3 separate regions of the Mus musculus genome follow, and regions 2 and 3 are each linked to region 1. A link is a loop called in an ENCODE intact Hi-C map of the cell type or tissue named here. Cell type or tissue: heart. All regions are shown on one strand. Each heading gives the region's core, and the rest is flanking DNA. Links, peaks and the distances in the headings are about the cores only.

What was found. Peaks named below come from ENCODE experiments on the same cell type or tissue, not always from the same donor. Only the 100,000 strongest peaks of a DNase experiment are listed, where the experiment ranks them.
Region 2: it touches region 1 in a loop (4-fold over the local background); 3 of 42 quality-filtered maps call a loop at or near these places.
Region 3: a loop joins it to region 1, with 4 times the contacts of the local background. A loop is called at or near these places in 3 of 42 quality-filtered maps.

Annotation. Positions count from the first base shown.
Region 1 is chr8:60,501,986-60,509,578 of GRCm38, reverse strand. It overlaps Aadat (aminoadipate aminotransferase), which reads right to left and starts at 3,455. Exons shown (of 13, transcript NM_011834.2): 1 at 3,300-3,455; 2 at 2,322-2,490. The coding sequence starts at 3,366. In heart, for the core only: a CTCF peak has its summit at 3,869 (motif pointing left); no DNase peak of the experiment used is centred there; H3K4me3 peaks cover 999 bases; H3K27ac peaks cover 449 bases.
Region 2 is chr8:61,495,181-61,502,773 of GRCm38, reverse strand. Cbr4 (carbonyl reductase 4) reads right to left here. Exons shown (of 5, transcript NM_145595.2): 4 at 7,572-7,593. Among named protein-coding and RNA genes, the nearest start is that of Cbr4, 11 kb to the right of the region's middle. In heart, for the core only: a CTCF peak has its summit at 3,517 (motif pointing right); no DNase peak of the experiment used is centred there.
Region 3 is chr8:61,476,220-61,483,812 of GRCm38, reverse strand. No RefSeq gene overlaps it. Among named protein-coding and RNA genes, the nearest start is that of Cbr4, 7.7 kb to the left of the region's middle. In heart, for the core only: a CTCF peak has its summit at 3,773 (motif pointing right); a DNase peak (open chromatin) is centred at 3,742.

The DNA of each region.
Region 1 (7,593 bases), core at 1,478-5,477:
ATGGTGGAAATGAAAGTGGGGAAGAGCCTTGAACGCACTGGCACAGGAGACTTCTTGAACAGAACACAGATTGTGCAGGCACTAAGATCAACACTTAATAAACTGAAAAGCAAAGACACCATTAATTGGATGAAATGGCAGTCTATAGAGTAGGAAAAGTTTTTACTGTCTCCATATTTGATAGAGGGCTAATATCTAAAGTATATAAAGAATTCTTGAATAGATATCAGAAAAACAAACCAATTAAAAATGGAAATACAGATCTAAACAGAGAATTCTTTATAAAGTAATCAGAGCCACTATGGAAATCAATAATACAGTCCCTCAGAAAATTGGGAATTGATCAAACTCAAGGCCCAGCTAGATCACTCTTGGGCATATACCCAAAAGATGCTCCAACCTATCACAGGACATTTGCTCAACCATGTTTTTTTGTGGCTTTATTCATCATAGCCAGAAATTGGGAACAACCTAGGTGTCCTGCAACAGAAGAATGGATAAAGAAAATGTGGCACATTTACACAATAGAGAATTACTCAACTGTTAAAAATATTGACATCATAAAATATGCAGGTAAATGGACAGAATTTGAAAAAAAAAGTCAAGTGAGGTAACCCAGATCCAGGAAGACATATATGGCATGTAGGTATCTATTGACTTATAAGTCAAGTAAGGTAACCCAGATCCAGGAAGACATATATGGCATGTAGGTATCTATTGACTTATAAGTCAAGTAAGGTAACCCAGATCCAGGAAGACATATATGGCATGTAGGTATCTATTGACTTATTAGTGGATATCACTTAAACAATCAATAAACAAGATAAATTCCATAGATCTGGAGAGGTTATGTAAAAAAAAAAAAAAAAGAAAAGAAAAAAAAAAAACAGTCTGCAGGAGAGAAGAGGGAACGATGATGACTTCTAGTAATGGCGGAAAAGGAGTTCTGACAGGTTATCACTTGATGCCAGGCGAGACTTCCAGTGGCAGGACTGGGTTGCATTCCATTGAGTTGTTGGCCAAGGGGGTCCCATGGATATCCTCAAACAACTAAGGCTGTTACTGAGAAAAAGGATGAACTCTGCAGACTCTGCAGGGTCTCATTGCTGAGGACAACACCCACATAACAAGGCAGTCAAGCTGGTGCCTATGTGGAGCCTTCATCCCTACATCCCAGTTTCTTCGGTATGGGAAGCTACTCTTAGGAGTACTAAAAGAGAAAGGTGGACACAATCTGTAGGGCAGTGGTGGCACAGAGCTTGTGGGAGCAGCCAACCAATGTCTGATTTGACTTCCGGCCCACTTCATGGGAAGGAGCCTGTACCCGCACTGCTTGGGAAACCAGGAAAAAAAATCAAACACAACTGGTAAAACCAAAACCAAACCCCAAACAAACAAACAAACAAACAAACAAATGATTCCTAATGATACTCTGGTATAGTCATAGCTCATTGCTGCGACCAGAGAGGCTTTTTCTAGCAGCAGATGGGAAGAGATGCAGAGACCCACAGCCAGACATTCTATATAGAGTGTAAATTGGAGTTCTCCATCAAATAAATCCCTTCCCTCAGGGCTCAGGGAATCTTGAGGAAGAGGTAAGAGTCAGAGAAGATAGAGGACACCAGGAGAACATGGGTCTCTGAATCAATTAAGTAAGGTACATAACAGAGACTGAAATAGCAAGCACAGGCCCTACCTGGGTTTGTACCAGGTCCTCTGCTTATATTATTGCTGTTAGCTTAGTATTTTTATGGGATTCCCGACTCTGAGAACGAGTGTGTTTCTGACTCTTTCGCCTGCTCTTGGGGCTGTTTCCTTCCTGTTGGGTTGCCATGTTCAACTTCAATATGACAGTTTTTGCTTCATCTTATATTTTATTTTGTCATGTTTAGTTGTTATCTCTTAGAAGCCTGTCCTTTTCTAATGAGAGACAGAAAGGGAGTGGATCCAGAGGGGAGAGGAAGTGTGTGTGTGTGTGTGTGTGTGTGTGTGTGTGTGTGTGCAGAACATCCAAGGACTGTTCTATACATTTCCTTTCTTCCCACTGTGATGCTCTTCCCACTGTTCTTTTCAGTATCATACTCAGCTCAAATGGGACTTCCTTGTAGATGTTTCTCTGGCTCTCCCAGTCACTTAAGGTTGAAAGCTCATCACTGGGGTGTGTGAAGCATTTAGTACTGATTTTGCTTTTAATATTTTAAAGTCTTCTCCCAACTTCCCCAGTCATTGTACACCCCATTAACAAAAGATCTCAGTCACATCATCAATGGCATTTAAAAATGAACCAATAGAATTCTACCGTCTATTGGTCACTTACTTACCCATAGCTTGGAGAGTATTGGAGGGCCCTTTTGATCAAGTCGTCTTCAAACCGGATGGTGCTTCCGTTTTCCACAGTGAAGGCAGCTGACTTAAAGGGGAACATGCTCGGGTTTGGAGATCCAGGAGCCAGGGAGATGAGGGTTTTTGGTGCTTTGCTCAGTATGTCCGCTATGATAAACACAAAAAGAAGAAAAAAAATGTGTCCACCGTCCTGTGGTCTGAACATTAATGTCCCTGACCAAGTCCTATACTCGACTCTAGTACTTGATATGCTATATTAAAGATGGGATTAGATCATTAAAAACTCTGCCGTCAGAAATGGAATTAGTGTTCTTACAGAAGAGACCGAGCTGCAGCGAGAAGCATCATTTATTTGGATTTGTCCTCACTGGGTACCTGATGTTGGGCATGGCAGTCTCCAGAGCCGACAGAACATTCTTGCTGTTTATTAAATTACCACTCCTCTCCTCTAGTCTGACAAAGCAGCATACTGGGCTAAGACTGAATGCTAGTCTGAAATAAATACAAAGTAAATTTTTCTAGACTTTCTCACTGGGGGAGGAATCCAAGAATGCAGATGGCGAAGAAAAATGGAGAGGGCCCCAGCAGCAGAAGGCCTTTTTCCCTGTTGCCCAATACCTGTGTGTGTCCCAACTCCACCTCTGGGTCCCATTCCCCAGTCCTTTAAGAGCCTTTCTCTACAGCTGGCTTGAAAGATGTGCCTCATGCTTGGCCCTTTGGCTCATCTCCAACACCTCAGCAAAAATACTCACTGCCTTGCCTTGCCTTCCAAGCCAAGCTCTTAGTGAACAAAAGTTAAATAACTCCTCCTTCACTAATGCTCACAGGTTGTCTTCACACTTGAATGAATGGGCACAAACCCTAGCGGTGAGCGCCAAAACAGGGCACCATGCAGAGCTTCCGCTAAGAAAACTCCACTCTTGCAGAGCAGGGAGGGCTCTGGCTTTGTTTTTCACCTGTAGTTCTGATGGGAGATGGCTTTCTGGCCAGGCTCGTTGCAGTGAGGAACCGTGAGTAATTCATGTCTCTGCTGGTCGCGTGGAGCAGGATTCAGAAAGCCAGTCACTCGGGATGCACTGTTAGCTGTCCCTGTGTAGTGCCACCCAATCTGCCTGCCTACCGGCTGCGGTAGGTGTCTGAGATCTAAATAGACCCGGGTCAGGAGGCAGAAGGGACAAAGTCCATCCACAGAGGGGCAGTGGCTGACCCGGGTGCCCTCTCCCGCCCCGCCGGCCGGCCTATGGCAGCTGACCACAGGCAGCCCAAGTCACTGGTCAGGGATGGGCTTGGAGAGACGAAAACCGCTAGGCCCTGCTGTGATGCACGATAACAACAGGGATCGGTGCCCGAATTCACATAAACGCAGCGTGGATTCTTGACCTTGCTGCTCAGAGTCTCGCAACTGCTCAGAGCCTCGCAGCACAGCTTTGCTATTGGCCAGCCCCCCAAACCCTCCCCTTCAGATCTTTGAAATGAGCCTCTGGAAGCTGATGGTATCTCAGGATCCTGGTCCTTTAGTACCCTCTGGTGGTAGTTTTATTCCATTGCAGCAGGCATTATAATAGGTGCTTAGCCTTGTTTCTCAGTATCAAGGTGTCTGTCTCTCTGTCTCTCCCTGTCTCTCTCTATCTCTCTGTCCCTTTCTGTCTCTCTTTCCCTTCCCTCTCTCACCCCCACCCCCCAAATCTTCAAGGGGACCCAGATGAATTCAGGTAACTTTACAAAGTAGAAGCCCGGTAGAGTAAGTGGGGATAGTTACTCCCAACCCCAAATTTGAAGACTAAATCTGCAGTCTCCTCGATTCTCAGCCTCTTCTCCCACTGAGTTCCAAAGCTTCCACTGTGTAAGTGCTCGGTTGAAAGTGTGTTGGGTATGGTGAAGATAAAGCGATTATCGAGTATGAAATTACCTGGTTGATGACCATACAAAGAGAAACTGTCTTAAGTTCACAGTTATTTAAAGGAGGGAGCGGTGAATGAATCGCTCAAGGAGTACTTTTGGAAGCTGAGGTGCCTGGGCCATATAGTGAGTGAATTCCAAAATTAATAAAGAACAGCTGAAAACTCAGGGTTCAAGCTTGTCCCTGGGAACAGGACATCTCATGACGTTTGAGGTGTCAGCTTTATTTGACCACTGTAGCTTAAACTAGCTGTGTCAGGCAAGGACTTTGCATCCAAGAGGATGGTCCTCGGGCTGGCAAGAGGGGCTTTGGAGTTATAACCATTCTGACTCTAAAAATAATACGTGCCACAGATAGCCTGACTTCTCAGTGTTGGAGGCCAGCCTCTTCCTGCACTCGTACACTCTGAAGACAGAGCACGAGGCATAGACTCTAAGACCATCAAATCATGAAATAAAGATTCTTTAAAAAAAAAAAAGCTTGCTGCGTTTTCTATGCAGACTTTTCTGTGTTTTAGTTAAGTTTAAATATTGTCTTGATAAAACACCATGACCAAGGCAACTTAGAAAACATTCGATTCAGTGTCCACTGTTCTGCTGGGTTAGATTCTTTGGCCATCATGGCAGGGAGCATGGCAGCAGGCAGTCATGCAGGCATGGCGCTGAAGCTGTAGCTGAGAGATTACAGTTGGATTCTCAGGAAAGAGGCAGGGAGAGATCCCTGGGAAAGATGTGGGTGCTCGAAACTTAGGAGCTTTCTCCAAGCAATATACCTCCTCCAACAAGACCCCACCTCCCCAACTTCCCAAATAGTCTTACCAACTGGGGACAACGTGTTTAAATACGAGAGCCTATGGAGACAAACCCCACTTAAACTGCCACCTCCTGGAATTAGACAGGAAAAATACCTGAGATGCTTCCTGGTTATAAGGTGAATGGTGATTCTGGCCAGGTAGGGAAACAAAGTGACCCATCAGAGAAGGTAAAAGGATGTGGGGGTATTGGTGGTTGTGGTTATAGAAATACACCACAGACCAAAACCACAGTCCAAGGGAAAGGCTGCATACTAGTCGTTCTTCCTTGTTGCTGTAACCAAATCCCGTGGGGAAGCAACTTAAAGGACCAGAGGGCCACTCTGGATTACAGTTCAGGGCATATTGGCCGAGAAACTCGGAGGCAGGAGACTGAAGTGTCTGATCACAAGATTTCTTTTCTTTTTTATTTTATTTTATTTTTTATTAGATATTTTCTTTATTTACATTTCAAATGCTATCCTGAAAGTTCCCTATACCCTCCCCCTGCCCTGCTTCCCTACCCACCTACTCCCACTTCTTGGCCCTGGCATTCCCCTGTACTGGGGCATATAAAGTTTGCAAGATCAAGAGGCCTCTCTTCTCAATGATTGCTGACTAGGCCATCTTCTGATACATATGCAGCTAGAGACACGAGCTCCGGGGTACTGGTTAGTTCATATTGTTGTTCCACCTATAGGGGTGCAGACCCCTTCAGCTCTTTGGGTACTTTCTCTAGCTCCTCCATTGGGGGCCCTGTGTTCCATCCTATTGATGACTGTGAGCATCCACTTCTGTATTTGCCAGGCACTGGCATAGCCTCACTCGAGACAGCTATATCAGGGTCCTTTCAGCAAAATCTTGCTGGCATATTCAATAGTGATCATATGATTTCTACAGTTGGGAAGCAGCAAGTTAAATGAAAGCCTGGACCCCACTGAGACCTCAAGGCCTTCCCCTAGTGAGCCGTTTCCTCCAGAGAGGCTTCTCGTCTAAAGGTTTTAGGACTTTCCTTAATAGCCTCACTGAGTATTACAGGAGAGATTTCACACTCAAACCACCACAGGCTGTCAAGATTTAAGAGGAGGAGAGCTCGGCATTCAGTCAGTCTGGAGTCACAAGTTAAAACTTATTGACAGAGAGGAAGGACTCTGGCTTCATCAAGGGTGCAGGAGCAGTTGTTTCCAGGAAGCAAGATGAATGTATAGGTGACTCTTAGTTTAAGATTAAGTTTAAGATTTAGTTTAAGATTAAGACTTAGTTTAAGATTGCCAGAGGATAGAACAGAAGGGCCCAGATCCTTTATCCAAACATTTATTGAGTCCTTATTCTCTGCCAAGGAATGCAATGAATTTTAAAGGACGTTGGAAACAATTCATTGCTCTCAGAGAGCAGAAGAGGTGAGTGATTTTATACAAGGAATATGTCTTGCTTGTAAGATGGATACAAGCTCAAGAAAGGAGATGGGGGTGGGGAGTGGGGGCAGGGGGTTAGGTGGGTGGGGTGATAAGTTTTAGTAGACGGATTTCACAGCTGGATTGGAAACTTATATTCTGTTATGATCTTTGTCATGGTTGAAGTCTAAAACCAAACAAGGTCATGCTCAGCCTGATTCTCTTAAAACTTTTGTTATTTTGTCTCCCCCACACCTCAGGATCTCAAGTCTGAAACCGGGGCCTTATGCTTGCTAGGCAAGCACTCACTCTATTATGGAGCTAAATCCCCAAGCCCTTCTCTTAAAACTAAGAGGACAAAGAAAAACTTGTTTTTAATTTACCAGGGTCTTATTCCACAAGCAGAGAGATAGCCATGCTTTTAAACACCATGTTCAGGACCAGAGGCAGAGCTCAGTGAGAGAGTACTCGCTGGGCATGTACAGAATCCTAGGCTCAGTCCTCAGCACCACAGAGCAGAGAAAAGCAGAGTGAACAAAATAAGCAAACACAATTGTGTTCAGATGAATTTCTCTCATATGTGAATTTTCATACATGTATGAATGTGCATACATTGAGGCCAAGTTGTTGAGATAGTTTTGGCTGGTGAGATGAAAAAATGGGCCTATTTATAGGGAGGGTAGCCCCTAAACACAACTGAACGAGTCTACTAGGAATTCCATAGTAAAATACTCCCAGGAAGCTCACCCAGTGACAATTAATTGTCTCATAGTAGGGAGGCTGTCAGGCCAAGGTCAAGGTGTTGGCTGACTTGGTTTCTTCAGAGAACATTCTCTTTACTGTGTGGATTTCTTTCTTCTCTCTGTGCACTCATATAGCAATTTCTTTGGGGGATAGCTGCATACCTGGTGTCTCTTTCTCCTTTCTTAAGGATACTAGTTATATCAAATCAGACCTACACTTAGAATCTCATTTAACTTTAGTTTACCTCTTTCAAATCCCTGTCACAAACACAGAGTGGGGCTGGGAGTCTTGGGGGGGGGGGGCGTGTCAGGGATTTAGCATTAGTGTTGACATCAAGACAAAGCTGTGTTTGCCAGGGTCCAGAAGTTATAAAGAAAATCCATATTTGCTTATATGTTATAAGTTCTGTTTCCAGGGCTTTC
Region 2 (7,593 bases), core at 1,281-5,280, 990 kb before region 1:
GCAGGTACAAACATAAATGAAACACGATGCATTCTTTGAGTAACTAAAATCTATGAAGGGAGGAAGTAATTGCCACATACCCAACTGTAATATAATAAAGTCTGGTGAATCCATAGATAAAATGGCAGAGAAATAATTTTCACACAGGTGGGGCAGAAAGGAAGACACAGTATTGAGAGTTGGGATCACAAAGATGGGCCCATGAAATGATTTTGCAATACTAATAAGGATTAGACCATTCCATTTACTAAACCACAATAACTGGTAAGACTCCAAAGTCCACATAAGAAAAAAGTCCTCTGGTCTTATCTAATCTGGATACAATGTACACAAAGATAAAATTTTAACTCAGTATTGGTATATATATGCAATAGAGTGTACAAATAGCATGTTCTAAAACAAGTTCTACAGTATCAAGTATTATGTATTCAGAATTCAAAATTATTGTACATATGTATACATATGCATGCACACAAACACACACACCAAGATAACTATAGGTTTACAAAACAACTACAAGAATAGTCTCAGACATACATAACAAAATTTTACCACATAGTTTCTTGTTCACCAATTAGTCCTAAATATTTTTTGAGACATAGTCTCACCATGTAGAAAACTCAAATAAATCCACCTGCTCTGCCTCTTGAGTGACAGGATTGAAGGCATACACTACCATGCCCAACTTCAGTCACTAAGTTTTAAAAGAAAGCAAATACTAACTTTCATGAGAGCGGCAGGCATGGGAAAGTTTATAGTTTAAGGTAATAAAAGATGGACTTAAAGTTAAATAAGTCACAGCAAGTGAAGGTTCCATGTGCACTCACAAAAAACATAGTTGGTTTATGTTAAAACTAAATCACTTATAAATTAAACTATAAATCAGCTTAAATATACTGCCATTTATAAATGATGTGTTGATAAATGTGAGCTAAATACTGAATTCATCTGTTTGTTTATTATGTAATACCATATAATTAACTTTACTTTGGATTTTCATTTATGAAAATTCAAATGTTTTCTTTAAGGTTCTGTAAAAAATCATTGTAGGTTTTTTTTTCCTACCATAAAACCTAAGATAGTAAGAGTTTACTGGGGAAATCTGGAAGCAAACTGAAAGGTCTTTCAACATGGAATGGGTTAACACCTGATACATCCACAGCATAGAACAATGTTCATACTAATGTCATAAATGAAGATTTCACCTCTGTAATCATCTTAAAAGCAGGTTATTAATAAATTCCACTGTATCACTATTGAAAACAAGGCAAAATATAAATTAAAAAATGCTGACATCTGATTATCTCTGGACATCAGAGGGACAAGTGACAGTAGTCACCAGAACTATAGAGCAGGTGATGATTTTTTTTTGTACTTTTCTTCTTTTAAGCTGTGTGTGTGTCTTTGTTGATAAAATTATTGAAAAAATATGAGCATATGAGTTACAGATGATGTATAACGAGGTCCAGAAATAACAAAATAACAAGACTGATTTTGTCGTGCCTGTGAGACTATACTGTGAAACATAACCCCCTCTGCCAGGAAAGTCTGAGCACGTTTATTTGAGAAGTCAGCAACATTTCCTTTCATCTTTACATACAGTGTTGGCAGGAAGGGATGAAGGCATCAGCTGACACAGATAAAGCCAAAATGTCTCTGCAGACATTGAGCAATGAGCAAACATGTTGTTATGAGACAGACTCTCATTGTGCATTCCTGGCTAGCCTGGAACTCCGTATGTAGTCAAGGCTTGTCTCAAACTCACAGAGCTCCACCTGCCTCTGCCTGCTGGGTGCTGGGACTAAAGGAGTCTCTGCCACCCCAACTGGCCCAGAGATGAAGCTTGGTCTTCACTGAGAAGCCAGAATCTAGACGATTCCAGTTCTTTCAGGAACCAATGGATTTCAGGAAATCCAATGCTGTGTGTTGGCAAACATGTTTTCAAGGATGCCCCAGACAGAATAAACCCTATAATCACTTCAGGTTATAAAAGTTAAGTTACATACAATAATTAATGTCAATACTAAAAACTTCATATTACAATCCCTAGCCAAAGGCTCAGGGAACACTGCAGACATGACATGAAGACTGCCGTCAGAGGACCAGAGTATCTGCTATGACATAGGCTCTCTCTGCATAGGATGGGGAAGTTGCACCCATGAAATGTCAACACTGTGGCCACCTAAACAAGCCCTGCACAGTGATCAGCAGCTTGGATGGGAGATTCACAAGGCCTGACCCCGAGATGAAGAGCTGCGAGCAGTTAAAGGCTGCTGAGAAAAGGAGAATCAGTCTCCTCCAGGGACGAGCTGCGACAGTGATCCAGTCCCACACAGTCGGCCCTAATTACAAACTCATACAAGCCACACTAAAGGACTCAGCAGGCTGCTGTGCATGCACAACACATGTACCGGTCCAAAATAACTGGAGAAGAGACCATAAAATGGAGAGGAAGTAGAGGGAGAAGCAGGAGGAGTTGGGGGGGGGGTAGGAATGATGTAAATACAGTACTCATGAACATCCTCAAATATTTTTAACTTACAAAAGAAAAAAATCAAAGAATTCATGATACAACTGCCTTTTACTCTGTAAAATTTGAACAAAACTGGCATAAAGGGTTTCACACTAACCCAACTAACTAGTCGTTGAGTGTACTGTGCCATGTGCACAGGTGGCACAAATAATAATTATTTTTTAAGAAAGGAAAGAATTTGCCTCCACATGCTAGTTTTTCTCTTAGATTATGTTTAATGTGAAAAATGAACATATTTCTATTGATCCCTCTCCTGGATCTTCAGTGTCTTTTTAATTAGTGGATGTCATGTTTAATGTGTTGTAGATTTACAAAATGATTGAACAAAGGCTTCTATTGCTGACCACACTGCCCTCGCCCCATGCTCCCTCCACTTCCCCTAGCATCTTACCTTGGTGTCATTTATGTGCTGTGCGTGAACACTGCTGACACATCACTGGGTAAAGTCCACAGAACACAAGAGCTGGGGTCCTCCGTTAGCTGTGTGTATGGGTCTTACCAAGAGCTACTGTTATCCACCATTACAACATAGTTGTCCCGACCCACTCTATCTGCAGCTTCCCAGACCGCATAGATCTGTTCCAGTTCACCAGAAATTAACTAAGATGGTAAGCTGCTCTCGTATGATAAATTACTCAGGGGCTGTAGAAAATGTCGATGTTATCTTATGCTGAGGCTCATGAACCATGTAATCTTCACTTAAATATATTCACAGCCCAATGCATGATGTATCACTAATCCCTTAGGTCCCCTCCACCACATACATCAGCCCCGAGGGTAGATGCTAACGGTCCCCAAGCATCCCACACACCTATCTTGCTGCTTGCCTTACTTCCCAGTCCATCTTCTTTCCTCAGCCCTAAGACTCTCTCCATATCACTCTTCATATTTGTAAAGTTCTGGAAATTTTGTTCTACTCCACACTCATGATTCTCATGTATTTGCAAAGCCTTGAAGTGGCTATAAAAGCTATAAAGTACCAGTAGGTGCCGCTGTCCAACAGAGAGTGCTACTGCATTACTGGCCACTCGGAGGTTTCCACCTGGCTACAAGGCCACCTTCCTTAGATCAAATGCGGTAAGTGAAATAATATGCACTCTAGCAACTTAGAGCAAAGGCACTGCACTTCCTTACGAGACATACAATGACAACCCAACACAGAGGGGGAGGGTGTCTAGGATCAAACTTGGGCCTAGTGCATGCTGGGCAAATGCTCTAGCACTAGGCCACACCTCAAAGACCACCATTACTCTGGGATGCGCTGGCTCCCAACAGCCATGAGAATTTTTATGTTATAAACTCTGAAGAAAGGACAGTTCATTGATTCACTTTTGATGAGGAATTGATGATAGTCAACCTATCAAATATAATTCCTCGTATTGACTTTCAGTGAGGGAGACTCATCCATGATGGCATCTTTACTTTATATGCCAAGTCAAAAATGCCAACGCTTAGCAGAACCGTCAAGGATTTAGGAGGCAGCGACAGTCTAAGCGTTATCTGCCTTGTTTCCTGGGTTTCGTGCTACAGTTCGCTTTTCAACTGTTTTTCTGTTATTTAGAACCTCCACTTGAAGCTAATCAGAAAAGCCTGACATAAAAAGAAACAAACTAGAGGTCTAAGGGCTGGAAAGACGGCTCCGTGTGTAAGCACTAGCATAAAGCCCCCAGTCTGGATATCCTGGACCTACATCAAAACCAGGCATGGCAGCACAAGGGAACCAGCACTGGGGACCCAGAGACGACAAACAGGTCACAGGGTCTCACTAGTCTCAGCCAGTCTAGCTCAAACAGTGAGCTTCAGAGCTTCAGGTTCACTGAGAGGCCCTGTCTCAAAAAATACACTGGGAAATGAATGCGCTCTCTCCAGATGTTAGTGCACGGGTAAGTACACCACGACCTCTCTCCAGATGTTAGTGCACGGGTAAGTACACCACAAGTGCACATTTGCTAGCTCTACTTAAGATCTAGTCAAGAAGCTGATAGATCTTAATATCAAAATTAAGTCAACAGATAACTTATAGAATTGATTTAGTCTTGTTATTTCAATCTGTACTATGAAACAAGATGTGTGTGTCTCTATGTGTGTGTATATGTATAATATATATAATATACAATATAGTGTACATATATAATATTATATACAATGATATATGCAATATATATTATATATGTATATATATAATATACAATATAGTATTACAAAGGCTACCCTACTAGGGATCACTTTCTAGCAACCTATATTTATCCCTAATATGAATTGCACAGGAAAAGTATGATCTTTAGAAAAGACTCTATTGCAATTCCATAACACCTTTCAAACAGCTCCTTTGTATAGAAAATGGATTGGCACCACTCATGTCATTGCCTTGGCAACGAATCCATGCTAAACAGCTCAGCATCTTCCTAACATGGTCCACATTACTATCTTCCTTCAGCCATGACACTCAGCGCTCTTTCCAACTGTTTCTGTAGCTTGTAACAGAGACATCTCATTTCTTTTTTTACTCTTGGACCTAGCACAGCCTTGGCATAGAGGAAGGCACCCAGGACATTCGCTGCATGGGTCCATGTGAATTGGGAAGATGAGCCTTCCTCTCAGCCAGTCAGCTATTACATCACCAAAAAAATAGAACCCCTTGTTACTCATACCACTGGAATCCTGAAAAGAGAGAGGGCAAGTCCATGCCCTTCCAAACAACAAATAAACAACCCCACGGACGACTAGCTCAGCCAACACTAACTGTCACAGCCTGCACAGAGCACACCGAAACAGACAGTCAGGCCTAGGTAACGACAATGCAACTTCCCATGGAAAGCTTTGGTTTGAGACCCTTTTCCTTTTTCCTTCAAAAGTATTCATCTAAGCTGTAAAACTTTCTCAATACTCATGGATATGGAATGTCTGGACTTAAGCTAGTCTACGACTAAACAAGGAACTGGAGTGAAGGTATGTTATACAGCAAACAGATTCACAGAACATCCTGAAAAACATCTGCTAGCTCAATGAGTGCCTACTCTCAGGTCCAGCTGGAGTCACGAGGGACCTAAAAGTGAAAGGTGGCAGAGGTCAACTGCAGCCACTCTCCTACAGACTGCTGGTCAGTCACAAGAACAAACTATACAGGGATTAGTTCTTCAGTCTAATGCACTCCCAACTGGGCTATTTTAGTGGCTATAGAGATTACTTCTTAAGTATGTAAAACTGCAAGACCAAGACAGACTATCTAGTCCCAACAAGATGGCTCAGCAGGAGAAGAAACTTGCTATCAAGCCCGATGGCCTGAGTTTGACCCAGGCAGCGGGTGTGGGGAAATAAAGGGGGTGGGAGAGAACCTGAGTCCCGCCAGAGCTCCGGTGCTCTGTCTGGGCAAGTGGACATGGGAGACTGCTGTGCGTGCTCTCTACACTGCGTGGGTGGGTGTCTTGCTGTGGAAAGTAGAAGGGGTAGAGAGGGAGCAATCTAGGGTCTCTGGGCCTCAAGGAGGCCAGAGACCACAGGTTCTCAGTCTTGAACATCCCAGACGTCGCTGTATGTCACAAAGGAAGGCCTTCCAGCGTGATGTTAGACACGACTCTTTAGAGGAAAGCCTATCCCATCATTCAAGCACAGCAGGTCTCGATGAGCAGAGATAGTCTATGGTTTTAGAGCTTTATTGTAGAAAGGCAGAGAGAAAGAGAGAAGGTAGAAAGAGAGAGGTCAGCCATGGCCACGTGGAAAGAGGGGGGAAAGGAGAGGGAGAAGGAGAGCTAGAGATGAGCCCCTTTTATTGCAGGCTGGGCTATCTTGCAGTTGCCAAGTAACTGTGGAGAGGAGCATACCTGGCTATTGCCAGGTTAACTGTGGGGGCGGAGACTAGCCAGGATACCAGGAGCTTGGGACATTGCCTGTGTGGCTGATAGTCACAGGATTATGAGGTTGGGGGCTCCCTGGTGTCAGGCACCTATATCTGTCTGGGAGTATGGCTCACTGTTCTGACCCTTGTAGAGTAAGTCTTGCTTGACCAGAAAACAGACTGCCTTTCACAGTCCCACAGAACCCACATGCTGCAAAGACAAAACCCATTCCTGCAAGTTATCCTCTGATAACTACGTGTGCAGCAAGTTGTGTGCATGCACCCACACAAAAGTATACACATACACACACAAATGAACACATAAGTATTAAAAAGATCCTATTCTAACTTACAAAGTATAGAAAAAATTCATTCTGTTGGGAAGTCAAGTAAATACCCAATAAAACATTTCTAACAGGCCAGCCAACTAATAAATGACAACATATCTGAATTTTGACATGGTTTTTAGTAGAAACTGGCAAATAATATGCAAGTGAACAAAAGAGGGAGAATAAGTAAATAAATACATAAATAAATCAGAAACTAAAGGATAAAAAGACATCAATCTTATGATTCAAAAGGAACCCTTCAATGCCAGGCGGTGGTGGCGCACGCCTTTAATCCCAGCACTTGGGAGGCAGAGGCAGGTGGATTTCTGAGTTCGAGGCCAGCCTGGTCTACAAAGTGAGTTCCAGTACAGCCAGAGCTACACAGAGAAACCCTGTCTCGACCCCCTCCCCCTAAAAAAGGGGAACCGTTCAGGAGTGTATTTTTCCAGCTTTCCATGAAACAGCCAGGTAGCTTTGGGTAAATCACATCAAACCCTCGGTCACAATTTTTAAGTTGTCACTGTGGCTGGAATAAGCCAGGTGTGGTGGAGCAGCCTGCAGTCCCAGTACTACAGTGCATGGTAAAGACCCTGTCTCAAAACACAAGGTGATCTCCAAGGTTTTTTTTTTTTTTTTACCATAATTTACTCCTTAACTGGTGAAAAAAATAGAAAATAAAGATTTTTATGTAAGACAAGAGGAACAAGTAAGTTTTTTTAGTCACTAATTCATTATTTCTTTCAACAATGATTTTAGAGAGACACTATCCAAATGTCAATTAATGACTGCCAATTAACCAATCGACCGACAACCTAGTGGCCTTTCTTTACATCAGTAAATGATACTACAGCTACTGTATGGCGTTTTCACTGACCTGGTGCCACCACATTCACTCT
Region 3 (7,593 bases), core at 1,281-5,280, 970 kb before region 1:
AACCCCCTGCATTGTCTTGAGGGTCTCTAGTCTCCCCTTGATTGACAACTTTAGGGGTGATATCTCACACTTGACACTGTTTTTGTTTGTTTGTTTGTTTTTGTCTTGTTTTTTTTTTTTTTTACTTGTTAGTCTATGGGTTGTGGAAGGAGTATTATTCCCCTATCTAGGGTATAGAGCTAATTATTTTAAAAGGCAAAAGTGGTCAAGCCTTGGCCATGAAAGTCTATAATCCCTAAAGTCCCTGGAGAGCTGAGGAATGAGGTTCGAACGTTCAAAGCCTACCCTGATTACAGAATGAGTTCAAGAATAGCTTAGGCAATTTATTAACACATGGAGATTGTATGAAATTAAAAGAGAAAAGATGGGTAGAGGGCAGGCAAGATGGCTCAGAGAGTGTTTGCTGTATAAGCCTGATAACCTGGGTTCCACCCTGGAACCAACACAAAGGTGGAAGGAGAGAACCACTTCCACAAGGTTGTCCTCGGACCTCCACAAGTACACCATGACACAGGCACCCCTAGACACACGCTTCACGCACACAACAAATAAACATATTTCACATTGAGGTACAGATCAGTGGAAGCACTAGCCATCACATTCAAGGGCCTAGATTCAATCTCCAGTACTATAAAAGAAAAAGTGAAAAACAAGCAAACCACTAGTCAACCTCAACTGCCCCTTCTTCCCAAAGGTCAGGACAGTAAAGCAAGGCCAGAAGAAAAGCTGATTCAAATAAAGTCATGATGTAAAAATCTTTTTAGGGCTAAAGATGTAGTTCAAAGAGGGATAAACACTGAATAAAAGATCTAATTATAGTCAGCACTAAAGTGATACACATGTTACTCTGAGTTTCCTAGTAGCCACAAAACAATGGAAATATACCTGCTTACAGGGAGCAATTTCTTTGTGTGTGTGTGTATATGTCTAGTCCTAGAGAATTAATTCAGGGACTCTCACATGCTGGCATGAACCAAGCCATAGCTGCAGCTCATGTAGTCATTTCTGTGAGGAGCAGGCATGGCTGTTGTGTAAGAAATTGGTCCGAGTGATACTCTCTCCCCAAGGATCTGTCCAAAAGGCACCTGATGCTGACAGTGCTCCTTATGAGGGGGATGGAGACTGTAAGGAATCTTTATAGCACATCATAGTCTATTAAAAGCAAATACCGTAGGAAACTCAACATATGCCAACATTCAGACACAAGACTAGGTCATTGTGTGAACAAAGCGATGAGGAAGGGGGGCTGACTACAGGGAAAATGGCCTGGGCTGGGTTCTAGCAAGCTTTAAAGCCATGTGCAAGCATTATGCTGGGCAGGTTGCACCTGCTTTTGTTCCTAGAAATCAGAATATAAAAGCTATATTTCAGAATTATTATTGCAAGCCAGAAATGTTGATGCATATCTGTGATTCCAGTACTACGGAGGCTGGGGCGGCAGGAGGATAATGAATTGGAAATCCACCTGGGCTATAAAGGGAGATCCTGGTGCAAAAGCAAAATTAGTAAGTGATATTCATTGGTTGGGCCCAATTTAAAGATAACTTGTTGGCCAAACCACCAAGTGGTCATACTCTTGGCATCTGTCATCTTACACAAAGCAGAGAAGTGCCATCTTTCCCAACAGTTCTGTCCACTTTATACCAAAATTTGGGGTGATCCTTTTCCATGCAGAGTGGTTTTAACAAACGCATATGTTTTCAGAGCACCTGTCATAAAGACCATCAATGTGATGTGGGGGTGACATCCGGCTCACAAAACCTCCCACCTTCCTCCCAGGGCACACACACAGTAGATGGAGAAGCTGAGGTTTCCCATCAGCACATGCAGCAGTTTAAGCCCTCAAGGCTATTATTTATTTTTTCCTCTTAATACAATATCACTCCTATCCTGGGTAAGAATTCCCCCATCACAGCCTGTCAGGCTTCAGCTGAAAGGATTACTGAGTGGGGAGGTTTTCCCTTAATCCCCAGGTAACAAAATCGGAGTCTGTAAATTAAACTGGGTCTCCCCTACTCAGCAGGACAATGAGGAGCGGCGTCATGGGAGCACACACTCCATCTCAGGGCATGTGTTAGTTTTCTGGTATGATTTTCATCATGGTCTATACTTTTGTTTCCTTTGAACCTTCATATGGTATCTTTCTTCTTGGCCCTAATAATTGAAAGAGAATATTTCTCGTATAGAAGGTTTGTTCTATAATTTTTAGAACATTTTTGTAACATTTTTCTGATTATAAAATGAACACAATTTCATTGCCAAAAATCTAATGTTCAGATGATGTAAGAATTCATTGAAAGCATACATTTTGAATATGTAAGTCATAGGTTATGTGAATATGCTCCAGTAGAATTCTTAAGAAAATGTTTTTAATTAAAAGCTGGTAGGTATTTGACCTTGGTATATGACGTTTGAAGCTACAACTAACTGTAAGTGGGTTGTGCTTTTGTAGTTTTTTGTTTTTGTTTTTATTTTTGTTTTTTTTTTTTAACTACAAATGAAATTTATAAAGCCTGAGATCCCAAATGGAAACTGTGTCTGAAATGGTGGTGGTGAGTTAGGGTCTCATGTAGCCCAGGCTGGCCTCAAATTTGCTATGTAACTAAGGAGGCTCAGGAATTCCTAACCTCCCTCTCTCAGCATCTTAAATGCAGGACTTACGCGTGTATGTCCCTTTCCTGGCTCTGTGTCCCACTGTTTTGAAAGAGGTTTTCACTATGTAGCCCGGGCTGACCCCAAAGTTAAGATGCAGCCCAGGTTAGCCATAAACTCAAAATATTTTAGTCAGCCTCCTGAGTGCTGAGAATACAGACAAGTGCTATCAGATCGGGCTAGAAATTCTATTTGTAAGAATTTTGAAGAGAGAGAGAGAGAGAGAGAGAGAGAGAGAGAGAGAGAGAGAGAGAGAGATCCTTTCAGTAATCCACTCACTAATCCTTTCAGCTGAAACAGAAGGAAGCAAAGCAAGCCAACCGCTGGGCATGGTATAGCATCCGTTAATCCCAGCACTAGAGATGGAAAGGCAAGTAGGTCTCTGAGTTTGAGGACAGCCTGGGCTACAGCGTGAGTTCCAGGACAGTCAACGCTACACAAAGAAATCCCGTCTACACTGCCTTGGGAAAACAGTAAAAATAAATAAATAAATAAAACAGTTCACAATTCTGAGTTCATGTTGATTGATAAACCCTCCCAGTTACCAAGGGCATACAGGCATTCAACTGGACAGATCCGAAAATGAATTTCCCCTTGGCTGCCAGGTGCACAGCCTCCCAGAAGTCTTTGGGAGAGGGTGAGTAATCTGTTTGGCCCACACTGTGTGGACAGCCTAGCATCCCAATGCAGCCCCTGTTCCTGTTTCCAAAAAGAAATTTGGAAAGCCGCCTCTGGGAGGCTGCACAGGGATCACGGTGTTTGTGAGGACAAAGCAAGTTGGATTTTCCTGCCGCTGTTCTTCATCCTGCCAGATCACGGGAGTTGTACGGTACGGCAAGTGCTCTTTCGCCATTTACACCATGTCCTCCGTTTTGGTGGTGGGGGTGGGGTGGGGGGTGAGCCTTGAGAACTTTGTATCCATGTCCAAGGGGCTGGTGTGGAGGTTATTGGTTACCCAAGGCAACCTTGGAGCTTATTCCTGCCTGCCGACTCTTACCCCACATGGAATCACTAAAGTCCTGCTGACTCTCCTGCCACCTAGCACTCCAGCTAGATCCAGCTTTACCTCTGCCCAGGCCTACCTCTCTGCTAGCCTCAACTAGCCGGCCTTGTCAGCAGGCCCTCCACACCTCCACCAGGGGGCTCTGTCTAAACTGCAAAACCAATCTTCCTATCCCGAGTAAAAACCCTGAAGTAGCTCCTGCAGTATGGGACAAAGTCCTCCGATGAGGGCCCAGCATCCCTCCCTCCAGCCTGCCGACTCCCCCCCCCCCCCCACACACACACACAATCACACACACAGTCACACACACAATCACACAGTCTCTCCAGTCCCACCCGCAGCTTCACAAAGTACTTGGCGTTCTTTGTAGTAACAAGTTATTTCACATATCCATGCATTGGCAAACACTGTCAGCTCAATTTCTAATGATGCCTCTTACCCTAGTAACACTCAATTTATCATCGGAGACATGGCTCAACTGAAATGTTCCCTCACAGGCCTCTTTTGAGCATCTCTGTCTCGCAGCCAGTGGCTGTGTTTCGGGAGGCTGTAGGACCTTGGGGATGAGAGGAAGCAAGGCTTTAAGACTAAGACTTGAAGGCCACACCCACCTCTGGTTCTGGACCCAGCTTTCTTGGCGTCATGATCCCCACGCTGAGAAGACCCAGTATCTCGTATTCCCACCGCGGACCAGGATCTTCTATTTCATCTACCCGAGGAGAAGCTCTGTCAGCCTTTGTAGCCAAGAAACCTTACACACCTCTCCTCCCTCCAGCTTTCTCTGTCGGAGATTTTTATCACAGAGATATGGAAAGTAATTAATACATATGCATATAGTTTTCCTAGTCCATGAAAGAATGTAGTAACGTACTTTAAAAAAAAATTCTTTCCCCTGACTTTAGATTTGTCTGAGAATCTGTTTTGTAGAAAGACCTTGGATTCTAGTAAGTTTTAGGGAGACATTGAATACCCTTCCAGAAAAAGGGGACTGGTAAATTGAATGCAAAGCCCCTTGAACATTTGAGGTGAGTGTTTTGGGGAACGGAGTCTCCTCTTTCACTGGGTTCTCAGAAGGAACATTTACCTATGATGAAAAGGAGCTTCCTGTGGTGAGTTGTGAAACCTTTGGAGGTAGAACCTGCACCGATGTTTGTTTTCCTAAGTGGCGCGTACTTCCTTGGGTTTGTGAACGTTATTAATGGATGACTAAGTGAGTAAATGAAATATCTCATTCCCAAAGAATGTATTGCTATAGGCAAGAGCCCCTGACGATACTGTTATGATGAAAACGACCCTGCCTGTTATTTTCATTGGGAAAATAATTTGGCAAGGAAGACAGACCTAAACAATCACGCAATTACTATTTAATTATGAAGGTGGGAGAGCCTAGACGGAAGTGCAGGTTGTTAGGGCATAACTTGGAGCTTAGATCAGAAAATTGTTTTAGAGGACATAATGTTCGTAAAATAAATTACTAATAAGAACACATTACAAAGAGTGGCATCTCCAATTTCTACCCCACATTAATTTCTCATTGCTCTGACAACATACTTTGTAGCAACAACTTGAGGTTGAAACTATTTGTTTTGGCTTGAGGTTTTAGTGGGTTTCAGTGCTTCGTGGGGGTCGAGGAGCATGGCAACCAGACCACATGACAATCTGTTTGCATCTAATAGACAGGAGCATGGCATCTAATAGACAGGGAGCATGGCAACCAGATTACATGACAATCTGTTTGCATCTAATAGACAGGTAGCAGAGAAGTTAGGACCAAGGGCTAGGCTACTACATTTAAGGCTAGCCTCTTGTCATACATGTCAGCCAGTCAAGGCCTACTGCCTCTCAAATGGCTCCACCTGCTGGGTAAAAAGCATTAAAAAGCGAACCTGCGAGGGACATTATATTCAAACCATAATATTAGGTTAACCAAAAAACAAGGTCATCTGTAGGCAAAAAATTAAATGTAAATTAAAAACTTCACTTGGAGGCTGGAATAATGATGGCTCACTGATTAAGAGCTCTTGTTGCTCTTGTAGAGGACCTGAGTTCAGTTCCTAGGATCTACTTCAGTTCCAGTGAGATCTCACACCATCTTCTGGCCTCTGTGGACACCTACATACGTGTTAAACAAACATATATATTCAGGCACTACATGTAAAATGAAATGCAAAAAAGTAAAATAAAAACAAAACAGCTTCACTCTTAGGTATGCTTGTGAGTATGAGTGTGTTGTGTGTGTATGTTGTATACATGTGTATCTCTGTGTATGTGTGTTTATCTGTGTGTCTATGCATGTCTCTGTGTGTCTATGTGTGCGTGTGTGTGTGTGTGTGTGTGTGTGTGTGTGTGTGTGTGTGTGGTCTGTGGGTGTCTGTGTGTTTTGAGACAGGGTCTCTCAAACTGAAATTAGCCAATTCAACTAGGCTGGCTGGCTAGCTAGGCCCAAGGACACACAAGACTATGCTTCCCCAGTGCTGAGACTGCAAGCACAGACCATGCTACAGAGCTTTTGTGATGACTGGGGATCAAAAACAAATCCTAGGGCTTACACAGCAAGCACTTTACTAACTGAGCAATCTTCTCAGCCCCAAACAGTCACTTGAATGAGATTGTTAATTAACATGGGGAATGTGTGTGTGTGCGTGTGTGTGTGTTTCCTGGGTGAAGTTTCTCAGGAAAGTCCATGCAAAAGTATAATGCCTGAAATGGGGTGGAACTTTTTGTCACAGATAAGTTATTTCTCTGCAGGTAAAAATGAGCCAATCCAAGAGAGATTAGATTGTCTTAAAGGCAGGTTTATTGGGAAGCTGCTCTCTCAAGAGAGTTCGCTGGCCTTAAGGACCAAGGCCAGGGAAAGAAAGAGCCCAAAATGCCTGGATTATATAGGGAAGAGCCTCTGCGGGAAGGGCTGCCCAGCCCCTGTTGGGCTGGGGTTGGGGTTGGGGTTAAGGTCTGGGGACAGGGTATGCCAGGTAGGAACTGGGGGCTGCTGGGAGAACCGAGAGGCCAGGTCTGCTTTCGGATGTAAGATATGCACCTCACTCCCGTGTGGGTCTGAAACCATACAGTCATTTGCACAGAATTTTTCCAATGGTTTGAACCTGTGTGCTTCAGATTATCTAAGTGTGGCACTCTGCCAGGTCATGCATAAGAAAACTCAGTGTTCCTGACGTCGTTCTGTAGCTGGCCAGCCCTCTGACCCCAGCCTCCTGCCCACTGACCTCCATTTCCAGCTTCCCTGTCTCCTCCCCATATCTGCCCTTTCTGTTGCTGTTTTATGTAGTTCTCAACTCACTCGTTGTGCATCCCAGACCAAGGTGAGTCTCCCGGACTCTGCAGGGGTTCTGGCAGGCTATATCCAAGGCTAGTGTAGCTCTAGGATGAGGCACCGACGTATTGGCCAATGGACGACAGCCTTAGCCGTGCCCTGGCTCTGTGGATTCTTAAGAGCTCACCCGAGAAAGCCAGAGTGAATGCCACAAGGTTTAACCTGTGAGGTCAACTGTGGTGTAGTAGCCTCTACATTTCTGGGTGGCACCTGTGTGTGACCGTGGGGATTTCACTGTGACTGTTTTATGTTCCTTGTATGTCATTCAGAGATCCAGCCCTCAGCTTGGTTTTGGGCTGCACAGTCATGCAGACTAGAAAACTTGAATCCTGTTCTAGTTTGTTTCTCTGTTGCCGCAGCGATAAAACATCGAACAAAACCTACTTGAGGGGTTGCTTCCGTGAGATTGGCGTGCAGGCATGTCTGTGGGGGTATTTTCTTGATTGTTGATTGATGGGGGAAGGCCCAGCCTATTGTGGGCTGTACCACCCCAGGCAGGTGCACCTGGACTGTGTAAGAGAGGTAGCCAACCATGAGGCCGGGCATTAGCTAGCAAGCTAAGTCCCTCTTCGTGTTCCTTGAGTTCCTGCCTTGGCTTTCCCTCAGCGAT